2 separate regions of the Homo sapiens genome follow, and region 2 is linked to region 1. Evidence: chromatin loops called from intact Hi-C (ENCODE). Cell type or tissue: endothelial cell of umbilical vein. All regions are shown on one strand.

What was found. Hi-C counts contacts between places; a loop is a spot of excess contacts. Peaks named below come from ENCODE experiments on the same cell type or tissue, not always from the same donor. Only the 100,000 strongest peaks of a DNase experiment are listed, where the experiment ranks them.
Region 2: it touches region 1 in a loop (3-fold over the local background); 2 of 110 quality-filtered maps call a loop at or near these places.

Annotation. Positions count from the first base shown.
Region 1 is chr4:109,299,012-109,307,011 of GRCh38, reverse strand. It overlaps COL25A1 (collagen type XXV alpha 1 chain), which reads left to right and starts at 4,354. Exons shown (of 38, transcript NM_198721.4): 1 at 4,354-4,843; 2 at 4,937-5,289; 3 at 6,360-6,429. The coding sequence starts at 4,993. It overlaps COL25A1-DT (COL25A1 divergent transcript), which reads right to left and starts at 3,977. Exons shown (of 3, transcript NR_160939.1): 1 at 3,685-3,977. RefSeq lists an enhancer at 3,500-4,282. In endothelial cell of umbilical vein, no CTCF peak of the experiment used is centred here; a DNase peak (open chromatin) is centred at 4,191; H3K4me3 peaks cover 1,252 bases; H3K27me3 peaks cover 2,173 bases.
Region 2 is chr4:108,874,831-108,882,830 of GRCh38, reverse strand. All of the region lies in intron 19 of COL25A1 (collagen type XXV alpha 1 chain), which reads left to right. Among named protein-coding and RNA genes, the nearest start is that of ETNPPL, 120 kb to the right of the region's middle. In endothelial cell of umbilical vein, no CTCF peak of the experiment used is centred here; DNase peaks (open chromatin) are centred at 1,450 and 3,830; H3K27ac peaks cover 2,803 bases; H3K27me3 peaks cover 633 bases.

The sequences.
Region 1 (8,000 bases):
AGCATACCATGATTATCTCAGCTGTTTACTTTGGGCAGATAATCTTTCTAAATACACATAAACCATCAGAAATTTTAATATACGTTAGTTCCTCACTTCTATGCTTTATCTCCTTTAAAGATTAGCCTCTTAGAGGTATACAGGAGTGGATTATGTCTTTTTCTTTTTTAAAAATGAACACTTTTACCCACTTAAAAAGCTCCTTTCTTCTGTCTCAATTTTCTGCTTTATCTTTTCTTGCTCTTTCTCCAGGTGCTTTCTTTATTAAACTTCCTGATGTGCCTCTCTGTCATTAGTCTTTATTTCATTTTTTCTGGCATGGAGATTGGTAACAATAGTACTAGTGGTGGGCTGGGTGCAGTGGCTTATGCCTGTAATCCCACCACTTTGGAAAGCCAAGGCAGGAGGATCACTTGAGTCCAGGAGTTCGAGGCCAGCCTGGACAACACAGTGAGACCCTATCTCTACAAAAAATAAAAAATTAGCCTGGTGATTACCTGTGGTCCCAGCTACCCAGGAGGCTGAGGTGGGAGGATCATTTGAACCCAGGTGGTCCAGGCTGGAGTGAGCCATGACCATGCCACTGGACTCCAGCCTGGGCAACAGAGTGAGATGCACTCTCAAAATAAATAAATAAATAAATAAACAAAACAAGCAGTAGCAATGCTGAGTCCTGGGTCAGGATCCTGGCTAGGCTAGCATTAGTAGGGAGGAGAGATGACAGTGACTGTACAGCTTGGATGATTTATTGTTTTTGAGTTGCATTAATGGGAGGAATCAAGGAAACAAATTATTTTATTCAGTTTAATATGCCTTCATAAAGGGCATCCTAATTTTACATGACATGAGAGAGGGCATATCTCTCTGATCCTTTCCCAGTGGGCATATCAATGAAATAGAAATGTATAAACATTTGACAGACAGGGCTTTGTTACTACAGGGCCTGCTTGAGTTATAGGGCATTATGGTGGTTCCAATATCACTTATGCTGTAGCAGATGAACATTGATTTCCTGTGATTGCGATGATATTGGTTTCCTTTGCTCTTGTAACAAATTATCACAAATTAGTGGTTTAAAACAATACAAACATTAATTATAGTTCTGATAGCCAGAGGTCCTACAATCAAGGTGTTGGCAGGGCTGTGTTCTTTCTCTAGGCTGTAGAGGAGAACTTGTTCCTCATCTTTTGCAACTTCTGGAAGTTGCTTATATTCCTTGATTTGTGACTCCCTTCCATCTTCTACACCAGTATTCACATCACTCTCACCTCTGCTTTTGTTGTTACATTGCCTCTCACTCTGAGACCCTCCCTCCCACTTAGAAGGTCCCTTGTGCTACGCTGGGCCCACCAACATAACTGAAGAAAATCTCCCCACTTCCAGATCTTTAACTGAATCATATCTGCCAATCTGTTTCAGCATGCAAGGTAACACATTCACTGTTTTGGAGATTAGGACATGGACATCTTTGGGTGTCCATTATTCTTCCCACTGCATACCTGTCCTATAGCCAGCTGTTTGCATTTTACTATTAATACCATTGATATTAGTCAGGCAAATTGGAGTCAGCTAGACTATAGCATTTTTAGTACTATTTTTACTTTTTTGGAAGCCTCCACATGGGAACCAAAATAACTATGCTTTGATCAATCTACAGAACAGCATGCGTTCAAATCCTCAGAGCTTTGTTGATCCACACGTTCTCTGTGCTTGATGCAGAGAGTCTACCAGGTTTTGAAATCTTAGCGCTAATGGCTGGTAAATTTCTGAGGTATTGTGCCCACCAAAGACATAAAGCAAATCTAATCCTCTGGATAAAGATCTCAAAGCCACAAAATTCCAACTCTATCTCTCTACTAAGATCTAATAGTGCTGAAGGCTTGCCAGAGTTGTTAATGTACCTTCTCATGGCCAATTTACACAAAGCATGCTATAAGAACATTGCATCATCCAAATTAAATGTGTAACCTACTGTAGGCATCAGTCAAGACAGAAAATGGCTTTTCTACTGAAATTTTAAGAGTGGTATGTTGTCCAAAAGAAAAAGCTCTTTATTCTCATTGTCTCCATACTTCAGAGAAACTGATGTGGAGAGTTTGAGAGGAAGAATGAGCAATGAGGCTAGTGAGATGGTAGACAGGGGGCTTTGTTGTGGGGGTTGAAAGATGTAAGATCTTTGTCCTAAGGACAACCAGAATTATTGAAGGACTCTAAATAGATGAGGAGAGGAGGGCAAGGGAGAAGTCAGGGCCGGCAACTGGGTATTTTGGCTTGGGGAGACTGGATGGATGGCAACTCCATTGGCTGAGATGGGAAACAGAGGAAGCAGACAGAATTTGGAGGTAAGCTGCAGGTTACATTGGAAATGAGAGTGAGACATCCAAACGGAGATGACAAAGAGGCAACTGGCTATATGGATCTGAGGTTCAGGAGAGAGGTTTGGGCTTTTGATATGAATTTATGACTCATCAGTGTAATGGGAACTCTACTGGAGAGAGTATACAGAGAAGATGGAATAGACAGAGACCCAAGGAGCACCAACTTTCAGAGAAATGAAAGAGGAAAAGCCTGCAAATGAGACTAAGGAACAGCTAGAGGTTACAGAAAGAGTTTGTACATTAAAATATTTGTACCCATTATTTGGGTCCTGTTATTGGAAACATGTTTAATCACAATTAAATGTGACTTGAAATTTATCTGTTTTAAAATTTATTTAAAAACGTTGTTTATATTTAAAAGAGGAACAGTAAATCCTCACATCGCAGGGTTATGAGGTTCAAATACAAAAAGTATTTGAAAATATTTTGGAAAGTATTATACCAGTGGTTCTCAAACTTTAGTAGTATATATCAAAATCATTTGGAGGGCTTGTTAAAACACAGATTGCTGTTTTTTTTAAAATTATTATTTCAGTAGTGGTAGTAGCAGTTTCTGATTCAGATCTGTGGTAGGAACCTAGAATTTTAATGTCCAAGTTCTCAGGTGATGCTGATGTTATTGGTCTAGGACCATCCTTTGAGAACCACTGTGTAATACAAATGAATTATGGTTTTGACTTTATAGCCAAATTCATTGAGTTTTCCTCCAATGTTAGTCTCTTTCTTCCTCTAATGCTGTTATTTCCTTACCTTGCTTCACACCTAGCAATATCCGTTTACACATGTGAAAGACCAACTTAGTGAAGTATTTTGTTGACTGTTTACAATAGTAAGCAACGACTTCAGGTTAGCTTAATTAAGGAGAATAGGAAAAATATATGGTTTTTTTTTTTATAGGGAGATAAGAAGGAACTCTTTGGAATAAGAGGTGGGATTTCTGTTTTCCCCAAAGTCAATTAGATGTCAAATGCTACTTGTTACCAACTTTCCAAAATCCCATTAGAGACCTTGTAATTTGATCCAGAGAGAACAGCATTAAGAGTCAGGTAAAAGGAAAAACTGACTTCATTCTTCATTCCTTTCCTAAATCCTGAGAAATGTGTATACCTCAACACTCCCTTTTCCAATCCCGCAAAACAGGGAATCAGGAAAACACATTAGCACCCTAGTACAGACTAGGAATACAGAGCTGGGAGGAGACTCAGTGCCGTCAAGACAAGGAAACTGGGGGAGGGGAAGGAAAACTTCCCCTCGTTGGACAATCTGAGGGCTGCAGTGGGAAGAGAAGGGAAGTGGGGAAATGTACCTCAGACGTCGGCCAGACACTTTGCCTCTGGGCATGTGGGAAAGTGAGGGAGGAGGGAAAAGCGCTGCACCACAGCGAGATAGCAACAGCTCCTGCGGCTGCTTTTGAGTGAAGATCAGTAGAGATAGAGCGTGCCGCTTCACATCTTCCTCCCGGAGGCCATTTCTCCATTTTTATGTGGGATAAAAAGGGGGCGCTGGGCTGAGTCAGTATAAGCCAAAGTTGCCGCCTCTTGCGCAGCCGACCCCGCTTCGGCCCCGGCCCAGGCCAGAGAGGTGGCCCTCGGAGATGCTGAAGTTACTCCGCGCAGGGGGAGGGGTCGCCAGGCTCCTCTCCAATCACGGTGGCCGCTCCAGCTATTTGCATACATTATGCTAATAACAGACCTCCTGCCCCGCTCCCACCCAAGCTTCCCGCCTCCCTTGGGGGTTCCCCGGGCCGGCCCGCGGGCTGGGCCAAGGTGAATACATTATGATAATAAGGCGGGCTCCTGCTTTGCCTTCGGAAGGGGGGCGCGCAGCAGCGGGAGCGGCAGGCCGGACGCCGGGCGCCGGGAGGGGGTCGGGGGAGGGACGTCGTGCTCGGAGCGCGCGCGCACTCACACACTCACACACACACTCACGCGAGCATCGCGAAGGGTATTTAAGGATCGCGCACGCGGGGCTGCGGAGATCCTTCGGGCAGCCGCGACTTCGGCTTCGCGAGTAGCATTGGTTCCTTGGGTTTATTTCGTTTTCCTCTCTCTTCTCCACCTTAGTCGCCCCTTTCGCGCTGCGCTGTAGCGTGCTCTCACAGCCTTTTTGCCTTGAACTGAATGCAGGTGGGAAACAGGTCGGCGTGCCGAAAGACACCGAGTAGGTAGAAATAAGGCAAACTCACAGAGGCGCAACAGGTCCGGTCCTCCGTGGCCAGGGCGAGCCGCGGCCCCGCGTGGCGCCTCGGCCGTTGCCCTCGGACCCTGAGCGGCCACTGTTGGGGCCCTCGAAAGAGGTGTCGGTCCTCTGGGAGTCGGAAGAGCTGTCTGGGTGGGTTTCGTCTTGCTTTTTACCCCACCGCCACCCAGTCCCCGGACGGAGGGTGCTTTTCACTTCCAGCTGGGAGGAGAGAAGAAAGCGGGGATGGTGCACGCCTGCGGGTCTGGACGCTGAGCAAGGCAGGGGTCCGTATCCGCTCGTGGGCTTGACTCCACCAACTAGTTGTGCAGCCACAGGGACTGAACTTTGGAGGAATCGACCTTTTTCTTTCCTTTTAGGATTATTTGAGGTGTAGAGGGTGGGAAGCGAAGCCGAGACGGCCGACCCCGCCACGATGCTGCTGAAGAAGCACGCAGGGAAAGGAGGGGGCCGGGAGCCCAGATCCGAGGACCCGACCCCTGCCGAACAGCATTGTGCCCGGACCATGCCCCCGTGTGCCGTCCTGGCGGCCCTCCTGTCAGTGGTGGCCGTGGTGTCTTGCCTGTACCTGGGTGTGAAAACCAACGACCTCCAGGCGAGGATCGCCGCTCTCGAATCCGCCAAAGGGGCCCCTTCCATTCATCTGCTGCCTGATACCCTGGATCACCTCAAGACTATGGTGCAAGAGAAAGTGGAGCGACTTCTGGCTCAGGTGTGAGAGGCTGGGGTATTTTGCACGTGGGTAACATCTTGTACAAGCGTGACTCTGTGTGCATGACTAGCCGCTACCCTTACTGTACCCATACTTGGTGTGGCTGTGTGTGTGCGCGCGCGTGCATGTGTTGGCCAAGGATCTATGCTCACTGTAGCATATATTTATATGTGCACATCCCTTGATGTCCCCATCCCTATCTCTAATCTTCCCTCACTCTCTCTTAATGTTTGCGTGTTAAACACATAGGAAGGTCTAAAAGGGTTCGGAAAGGGCATTTTATCTCTTTTTAGTTGTCCTAAGTCAAACCCAATTGTGGAGAGAATATTTCTTGCAGAGATAGCATCTGTTAAATCTTTTACATGTTGTAAGATGGTTAGGGTCATAGATGTTATTAATATATAAAAAAGGTAATCACTCTTAAATGTAAAATAATGTCATATATAATTTAAAATCAATAATTTCACACGTTGAATCTTTTCATATTAAAAGTTTAAACTTTTTTTTTTTAAAGTAGCTTTATTTTTGGTAAAGGATGCAGTGCCGGGGTATTTATGAATGCAGAGCCCTTGGAATTGAGAGTTGAGAGGAATCTATGTTATGTGTAAGGGTACCTTTAGACTAGAGTAAGGGGGTTTTCTGGAACCTTACCCTAGCCGGGAGCCTATTTGGCAGTAGTTGCAGCCTAGCATGATAAATAAAGCAGTTGACCTTCATGTATAAAATATTGGCTGTTATTGGTAAGCCACAGCTTACCTAATACTGCAACATTTTAGTGCTAGGTTTTTACATTGACTGCATATGCTTGAGCTGAGGGAGAGAGTGGTGGTAGAGAAGAATGGAGAAAGATGTTATACAAGTCCAGCAATCTTGATACCCTATCAGTGGTCATTTTCTTTTTTTAGGACTTAGGCATGGTTACTTTCTTGACTAGAGTCCAAGTACATATGTAAATGTTAGTTATGCAGGTTATGAAATGCCGGTAAATCAGGCGTATGGCCAGAGTCCCTAAAGACTCCATCCCTCTACAGTGCTACTGATGATTATTAATAACTCTTCTTTTCCTACAGAAATCCTATGAACATATGGCTAAAATAAGAATCGCAAGAGAAGCACCTTCAGAATGTAACTGCCCAGCAGGTAAAATGGAACTTATTTAACAAGGTTTCCTCCAGAGCAGAGCATTTTAAAACAAAGGTCCTGTGTCTGTCAAGTCTACCTGTAATAATAGTAAAGAAAGAATGCAGACCCAACTTGCTTTAATAAAATCAACATGTCTCATTCAAAAGGATGGCAAATAAAGCCCCAAATATTATTTTAAGCAGCATACCAAGGCCTGTTATGGGAAAGCAAAGGATATAATCACCAAAGAAAATATAGGCAAGGTGATGTACAAGGACAAACTTCTTAGATTCACAGATTGAAAAATATTCTTCAATTAAATTGTCTTAATGTCTACAGTGAAAAGGACTGTAGAACTGTTAGATTCTGAATTCCTGGCTCGCTCTTATTGTGTTAGTGCAGAGTTTTTTTTTTTTTTTGTTTTGGTTTATTCCCTTTGGCATACGTTTATGTTAGTAAACCACCTTCACTTCCTTTCCTGCTGTTTCTGTTCTATTAAAAAGATTCCATCTCCTATCCTATAGCTAGAGATGATGACTGAAAGAAAATGATTTCTTTATCTTGAGCTTCCCATTACAAACTCTTGCATTCTCAGTGACTTTTGAAGAAGAGGCTCTTATATTTTTACCTTTTTTTCCTGTGTAGCTTCAGGGAACTATATTAAAGGCAGCATATTAGTAGAAGGACAGAGAAGAAGGACATCATGAATAAGACCCCTGGGTAATCATTAAATCTTCCTTCATGGACCTTTGAGGGCTTGGTAGATATCTTAGACCTAACAATTTAGAAGCCCTTGGAATATGGCCATTGGAAACATCTAGTGGATTCAACTCATGTAAGTCATGAAAAACTCCCATGAGTTGAGATGTTTATTTCAGATAAACATTGTTAATACATTTATGAACATGATAGTTTCTTTTATCATCACTCATGGAAAGTGAGTCTCTTAAAATTTCTTTAGTATTAAGCAACATGATACTTAGGTGCTTATATATGAAAAGGCAAGTTCTTGTATTTTTTCATATTCTGAAACGTTTCCCCCTCATGATAACTTGTTTTGGCAGAGCTACACAAGGCACCACATTTAGAAATTTTAAATGTCAACTCCAGGTTGTACCTTATACAAATTTTACTATTTATATTCTGTTAAATTTTTGAACATAATAGAGCTATATCTTTAAAATGAAGCCCTTTTGATCGAGAAGACATATATGTTAGGTACCAGAAAAACAGAGTTAACCTTTGACAGTGTAGGTCTCATTCTTAGTTGTTTTATGTTGGAAAATATCTCAGAAGTCAGATATTCAAGGAAGGCACTTTTCTAGTGTGGGAATTAACTCAACCACCTCATCAGCCTGTAGGGATTATTTAAATTCCCAGGACAGTTGGTGCAGGACTTCACTGATCATACCACGTAGAGTCCAGCATTTTTTTGTATACAATATTCTTACTAGCTCTGTGAAAAATAGCTAGTGCTTAATTAATAGAATTCTTAATAAACTTAGTAAAAATAGAAAAGTGACAACCACAACATTGAGTTCTATTTTTTGAGAAGATATAATTGTTTCGTGATGTTTAATGTAGGCTAG
Region 2 (8,000 bases), 420 kb after region 1:
TTTTAGTTCTATCTTTTTGTTTGATGTTTCTAGATTAGTATCATAAAAGTTCAGATATGTCCTTTTAATAGATTTTTAGTCTTTGGCTTCTTTGGTGAAAAAGTAACACTCTATGACAACAGTTTACTAAACAGTTGAAGTCACTTCCTTATCATTTGATATTTAGCAAAAATAACTTCACAAATTAATAGGTGGTTTCATATTATAGAGTTAAATTATGGCATTTCTTAGTAACACACACACACACAAAGATGGCTTTTTACAAATAATGGGAAGATCATAAAAATTTAAAAACTATTTATTTAAAGTGATAAGAAAGTGATACTCAGCATTAATCAAAAATAACCTTGTAGCATTATAAATAAAGGGGAAGGCATTTAAAAGGAAGGGCTGAAGCAGGTTGCTGCAGTAAGTGCTTGTAGGTTATCGGGGTACCAGCTTCTCTTGCAGGAACCTCCGTGCTTTGAAATCTAGTTGTCCCTTCTCCTGAACTTGAAGCACTTTCTTGGAGAGAGAGAGTACTTGAGAATGTGGAATTGATTATCTCCCTCCAAAGGCAAAAAAAAAAAAAGCAATTTTGATTATACTATTTATCATCTTACTTTAGTCTTATATCCTCCATCACAAAAATATCCCACTGGACCCTCGGAATTTGCCTAGTCATCTGTGGACTAGTCAGAATGTTTTGAGCTTTTTGAAGTTGGGAGGGATGTTAAACGATTTGCCACCTCTAGCAAATGCTTTTATTCCTCAGGTCTTAGGAAATGGCCAGATGGAGTTTGTCGAGGTCAGGTAGCTCTGATATTTTCTTTTGTTTTTCTCTCCTTGACTGCTGACTATAGTGAAAAGAAGCTATTAATTGACAAAAACTCTTTTCATCAAGAGTATGTAGACATACTCTTCTACATAATTATCAAGTACTGTTGGGTAACTATCTGGTATTTGATTTAAATCTTAGGCTCTATTTTTGGTTTAATAAGCTTTGTCTTCTCTAATCAGGATGTGGGAGATACACTTTCCTTATAATGTAGTCAGTGCTCACTATAAATTAGTAATTTTGAAAAGGAGACAATTTAAAGATACGTCACAACTATTAGTGGTCATTGGATATTTATAAATGTAGAGCTAAAGGCTTAAATTTTATGACATAGTTTTCTTAACTTAGAATGTTCTTTTTTCCTTTAATTTACATTTCTTCTATTAGGTAGCCACCACAGGACAGTTAACTATGATTTCATAGTTTGAACGAGTAGCAGTATTTAAAAGATGAAACCACCATATATGGATATAGAATGTGTGGTAGCAAGCGCATTACTCATAATCTTCCTAGACCTGTGTGTTTCTTTATGCTTTGGAAATGCTTCCTGTTGCTATTCATCTCCTTCTTATCTGTTGGTGCTACAGAGAGCATGTGAATGCCATCCATTATTTCCAAGACTTTGAGGAAACCAGTCATGACATACCAGGGAAGCTTTGATTCACCAGCTGTTGCTCTCGGGGAATGGTTGGAAACTTAATGAGCATCCACATGCCTTCCACAGCTCTCAGGAAATGAGCCAAGTGCCTAAATACAGACAGCAGACTCATCTATCTATCACCTCAAGGTCCCACTCAGAGAAAAGTGCTAATACCTTAGGCATACATAATAAAAGTCACTGAGAACAGGCATAACTTAATTTCGAGCTACTCTTAAGCTTCCTGCAGAAGTATCCAAAAGTCCTCTTACCATATGGAAGACATTTGGAATTCCTATTTCGTGCATTCATGGTTCATATAGTGTCACGATGTTCAACTGGGAAAATTAAATTATGTACAATGTACCATGTAGACATTGATCTTCTGGAATAAGATTTGAGCCCAGAAAATTAGTTTCTGAAACAAGCTTTCACATATTTTTAATGGGTAAAATTATTGTAACCAGCTTTTCTGATATCACATAAAAGAGTAAGATTCTAAGTTCCTATTTTCTTAGGCTTTGCTCTCTACACTTATTTTGAAAAATGTAAATACATTACTTACCCCCTTTCTATGGTTATGTTGCCCTAGCAGTAAGCAGGATAGAGCAGACTTCATAACAGACCACCAATGTGCAGATCCTTGTCCGCCCCTTATCAATAACATAATGTGGGGCAACTTCTATCATCTGTCTGTACTTCAGTTTCCTCATAAGATGGGACTCATTGACCATAACTCAGAGAGCTGTTGTGAAAATTAAATGCACTAATACATGTAAAGTTCCTAAAATATTGCCAAGCATGTAGTAAATGCTGTGTCGGTTTTGATTATTGTTATCTCTTTCTTTTGGGGCAGCTCAAAATATTGGAAACATTGGTTACACACATGTTCTATACAATTTTTCCTCATGTAATTTTAACCTATAGGATGTAAAGCCATGTATACTCTGTAGGTTAGTAAATATAAATTCTGAAAACTCCTTTGCAGCGATGAGTGGATGTTACTTTAAGAGCAGTCAGGATCACCTGCTTTTTCTCCAAACATGACATCACACTATACCCTTTTCCTATTACCCAAATGTATCCCAGGAACAAAGGATGAAGAACCACAGTGTTATGGGGATAGGACATGGCACTGTCAATGTTCTTCTTCCTGGTTCTGTTCACAGGAAAAGTAAAAGCAAACCTTGACATGTAATGATGGAAATTCTCCAGGCTCCAGTCAATGTTACCTAACCCAAGACATTTTTCATAAATATAGATTTTTAGGCCAGGTGCAATGGCTCAAACCTGTAATCCCAGCACTTTGGGAGGCCAAGGCGGGTGGATCACCTGAGGTCAGGAGTTTGAGACCAGCCTGACCAACAAGGTGAAACCCCATCTCTACTAAAAATACAAAAATTAGCTGGGCGTGGTGGCAGGCAGTTGTAGTCCCAGCTAGTGGGGAGGCTGAGACAAGAGAATTGCTTGAACCTGGGAGGCACAGGTTGCAGTGAGCCAAGATCATGCCACTGCGCTCCAGCCTGGGCGATGGAGCAAGACTCCATCTCAAAAAAATAAATAAATAAAAATAAATAAATAAATATAGATTTTCAGCACTTGCTTTTCCTTCTTTCAACATGTACCACCAGGCCGGGCACGGTGGCTCACGCCTGTAATCCCAGCACTTTGGGAGGCCGAGGCGGGTGGATCACTTGAGGTCAGGAGTTCGAGACCAGCCTGGCCAACATGGTGAAACCACATCTCTACTAAAAATACAAAAATACCCGAGTGTGGTGGCGCATGCCTGTAGTCCCAGTTACTTAGGAGGCTGAGGCAGGAGAATCACTTGAACCTGGGAGGTGGAGGCTGCAGTGAGCCGGGATCATGCCACTGCATTCCTGCCTGGGCAACAGAGTGAGACTCCATCTCAAGAAGAACAACAACAAAAAAAACCCATATACCATCAGTTTATTTCACCATATTCAGAAAGCAAATTGGGGGAAAAAAAAACATGGAGCAAGGGAGGTGTAATACAGTAAAAAACATATGAAATCATTTTAGTGGCAAATACATTTTCACAGTAGTATCATGCTTCAAAGCTTGATATTTTTGTTCTGGCTTCCACATTAGTGAAAATTTGACATTAAGATCAAGAACTTGGGGACTAGGAGGGTATGAGACAGTAACTAACTCTTTATATCCCAGCATATGAAATCATTCTTGCCACTAAATTATATAAAGACTAGCTTTTACAGGTGGCAGAAGCATTTACTCTGGCATTCCTAGGATTAAGTACAGTGCTCAGTAATCTAATAGAAGCTTATCTTCTAAATCCACCAGAGATGAGGTTCCTTCCTCACAAACATCAGATCACATTTTAAAAATAGCAGAGAAAAACTTCTGAAGCAACATAGGATGTGAAATGAATTCCTAAAAGAGAAAAAGGAAATGGAGTACCGGTTAAACGAATAACATTGTGTTATCGTTACTTATAATTATTTCCTGTCTGCACAAAGTTCATCTGAGAAGTTGAATAATTGGAGAGTCAAATTAGGAAACTCACATAACCAGAAATCAGAGATTTTTAGCTGCAAGAATGAAACCTCCAATAAATACAAGGAATATGCTTTCATGATGTAAGCCAGTTAAGAAAAAAAAAGTCAGAAAGGTATGTTTTCTGGATTTTAAATAAACCTGCTATTATAGTTCATTTTCATCAGTGCCACCAAGATGTTTTAATTTACACTAAAATTTGATCCTTACGGGAAATAAATGTTTTGGGGGCAGACTCTACTTTCTCATTCTTTTTTCCCCTCAATAATTTTACGTATCAATCATTACCAAAACTGGCTGCCTGGTGGTTCTTATTACAACAAATGTTCTTACTGTAATCCTCAAAAGCAGGTATCATGCTGCCTTGAATTCTAATTAGCCTTTAAGCAAGAGGAATATTATGTGGCTAATGCATTCAGTGTCAAGACACGTTAATCAAGATTATTGGTGATGCTTTTGGCACCCAGGCAGATCAGCACATATTTTTTAAGCCCTGCTGTACTATTTATTGGGCAATGAAAACTGGATCTTCTCGGGGGTAATAAATATCATGGAAAATATTACCTGCTTTAACCTGGTATACTAGAGGTTTTTTTAGAGGGGTTAAAAAGTAATTTTTTTACTCCTTTAATTGATAATGACTTATAAAAATAAAACAAATGGTAAAATGAAAAAACCAGAGATTTTTCTATGGGCAACAGCTAATCAGTCAGGACATTCCGGCCACCATTCCATTTAGCAGACGGTAAATTCTGCAAGTTTATAGAGAAACACCTGATGAGTCATTTCTGTATGAATGAAGCTGTCTCCTCCTTTCTTACATTGACTAGTAATCCCATCTAAGTATTTGTTGATTCTTCTCATCATTATGTAAATTGGCAAAAGAGTGTTAGGTGAACTGTCCCAATAACCATTTTAGAAGATAAAATAAGGTCACCTGAAATACTTTCTTGCTATGTATTACATATGTGTTTGAAGAAAAGTCAGTCAAGATTTTATTATTGAATTCTAAGACTTAATGAGACCTTTGATGGTCATTGTTAGATTTCAGAAATGTCATGTTCCTAAGGAATTTTCCAGCTTTGCCTTGCCTTTCTGTAAAATAGAAGACCAGTTTTTGTTTGTTTCCCTTGTGGCTTCTAGAGATGGTAGTTGTTCATGTGTTGTTTTTTTTTTTATTTGTTAGTTTTTTGTTTTTTGGCCAGAAGACAGTATTTAAGCTGCTATCTCAGTAGACTATTTGAATTTTTTAAAAGTAATAGCAAAGGAGTTGAGGAGAAGTGGCTTCAGTCAAAAATCTTACCTTAAAGGTATCTATCTTATATAGAATGAATAGGACCCACTTTCCTATAGCTAAATCTTCTGTAGTTTACATCATTTCTGTGTGTACATATAGCCAGTTTATGGACACAAGAGGAAAGGAGAGAGAGAGAGGTTTAATGCTCATACACTAATTGACAATGGAACTTTTTGTTTCATGCAGAAACAGGATCCTGTTTCAAATATAGTGCACATTAGGTACTGTAGCTGATAGTCACTGAGCTTATACTACAAGATTGAAGTTATGACTGCCTAAATGGAAAGATCAGTGTGAGATGATGAGGCCCTCCGTAGTTGGTCATGTGAAGATACACCTCTGATTTCAGCTATAGTTATTCTCCACAGACTTGCTTCTGTATCTGAATGCGCCCTGGCTGTTTAAATCTTTTGTTCAAATTAGCAGCCTGTGTCAGATTTTCAGCTTGCGGCTGCTCCCAGCAGTTTACTGTCAGGCCTACACTGTGCTTTATCCTGAATTAATAGCATTTCTTCTTTCCTAACTGAACCCCAGGTTAGTTGCCAAAATCACAGCTATTCTATTATTCATCTTTTCTACCAGGTCAACAAAGGGAAATGTGCTGTAGTCTTAGTTTTGAGACCTGGTTTTTTAACTCATTGATGGTGAGCTATTAATTAATGTTAAGAATAACCAAAGGATAAAACTCATGAAACAATTCAGGAAGAAATCAGATGCAATATCCAGGAGAAGACCAGAAAATTAGACCAAATTTGTCTTCATTTTGGAATTTGAAGCTGCATTAGTCCTATGCTATAATAACACCAACAGGGCTGAGATATCTGTATTGTGGACAACCTATTCAGTCACTGGTTAGCATGTGGCTTGGGGAACAGAACAGGATGCCAGCTACTATGTATTAGTAATTAAAATTTTGGATTGTCTTAAGGGTTCTGATAAATAATGTTATATATATTTTATCCCCAGGTTTTGATTAAATCATAGTTCTGTACTGATTTTAAGGGTTAGATAATACATTGTTTAGATTATTCTGTTTGTCCCAAGAGTAGATCTAGTTGGAGATTTCCAGGACACATAAAAACAAAACAGAACAACAGAAAACAACAAAAACAAAGAGAACAGATTAAATCTGGATTTAATTTTTACGGTAATGTGGAAAGGAGGAGAACATTTTTAAATGCCTGTTCCTCTCTATTATTTCTCTCTCCTCTTGTCTTCCTCTCTCCCTCTCCTTCCCTCCCTCCCTGAATTCCTCACTACTCCTTCTCCTCATCCTTTTCTTCCTTCTTTTTACTATTCTCTCTCACCTTAGTTAGGCACTAACTTTTTTTTTTTTTATACTTTAAGTTCTAGGGTACATGTGCATACCCTGCAGGTTTGATACATAGGTATACATGTCCATGTTGGTTTGCTGCACCCATCAACTTATCATTTACATTAGGTATTTCTCCTAACGCTATCCCTCCCCCAGCCCTCCACCCGCTGACAGGCCCCGGTGTGTGGTGTTCCCCGCCCTGTGTCCAAGTGATCTCATTGTTCATTTCCCACCTATGAGTGAGAATGTGCGGTGTTTGGTTTTCTGTCCTTATGATAGTTTGCTGAGAATGATGGTTTCCAGCTTTATCTATGTCCTTGCAAAGGACATGAACTCATCCTTTTTTATGGCGGCATAGTATTCCATGGTGTATATGTGCCACATTTTCTTAATCCAGTCTCTCATTGATGGACATTTGGGTTGGTTCCAAGTCTTTGCTATTGTGAATAGTGCCACAATAAACATATGTGTGCATGTGCCTTTATAGTAGCATGATTTATAATCTTTTGGGTATATACCCAGTAATGAGATTGCTGTGTCAAATGGTAATTCTAGTTCTAGATCCTTGAGGAGTCGCCACACTGTCTTCCACAATGGTTGAACCAATTTACAGTCCCACCAACAGTGTAAAAGCATTCCTATTTCTCCACATCCTCTCCAGCATGTGCTGTTTCCTGACTTTTTAATGATTGCCATTCTAACTAGCATGAGATGGTATCTCATTGTGGTTTTGATTTTCATTTCTCTAATGACCAGTGATGATGAACATTTTTTCATGTGTCTGTTGGCTGCATAAATGTCTTCTTTTGAGAAGTGTCTGTTCATGTCCTTTGCCCACTTTTTGATGGGGTTATTTGTTTTTTTCTTGTAAATTTGTTTGAGTTCTTTGTAGATTCTGCATATTAGCCCTTTGTCAGATGAGTGGATTGCAAAAATTTTCTCCCATTCTGTAGGTTGCCTGTTCACTCTGGTGGTAGTTTCTTTTGCCGTGCAGAAGCTCTTTAGTTTAATTAGATCCCATTTGTCCATTTTGGCTTTTGTTGCCATTGCTTTTGGTGTTTTAGTCATGAAGTCCTTGCCCATGAGTTAGGCACTAACTTTGCAAGCAGCAGTGATCTCAGATCTGTCTCTTGGTTGCCTTCATTCATTCCCTTCCACACACTATCTATCCTCAGCACCAATGTGAGGAATCCCAATTGACTTTGTCATCTTGTTGTTCTCACTGATAACAAAAGTAAAAACCTAACATGCTATCTAACTTGAGATAGTGAGTGAACAGATGGAGAGATGGAGAATGTGGAATATCTGTGAAATGAGAGAAGAAATATGTATAATACCTGAGGGGAAAAAAAACGGATTAAAGTAACTCTGAAATAATTGGTGCTCTACCCAACTTATT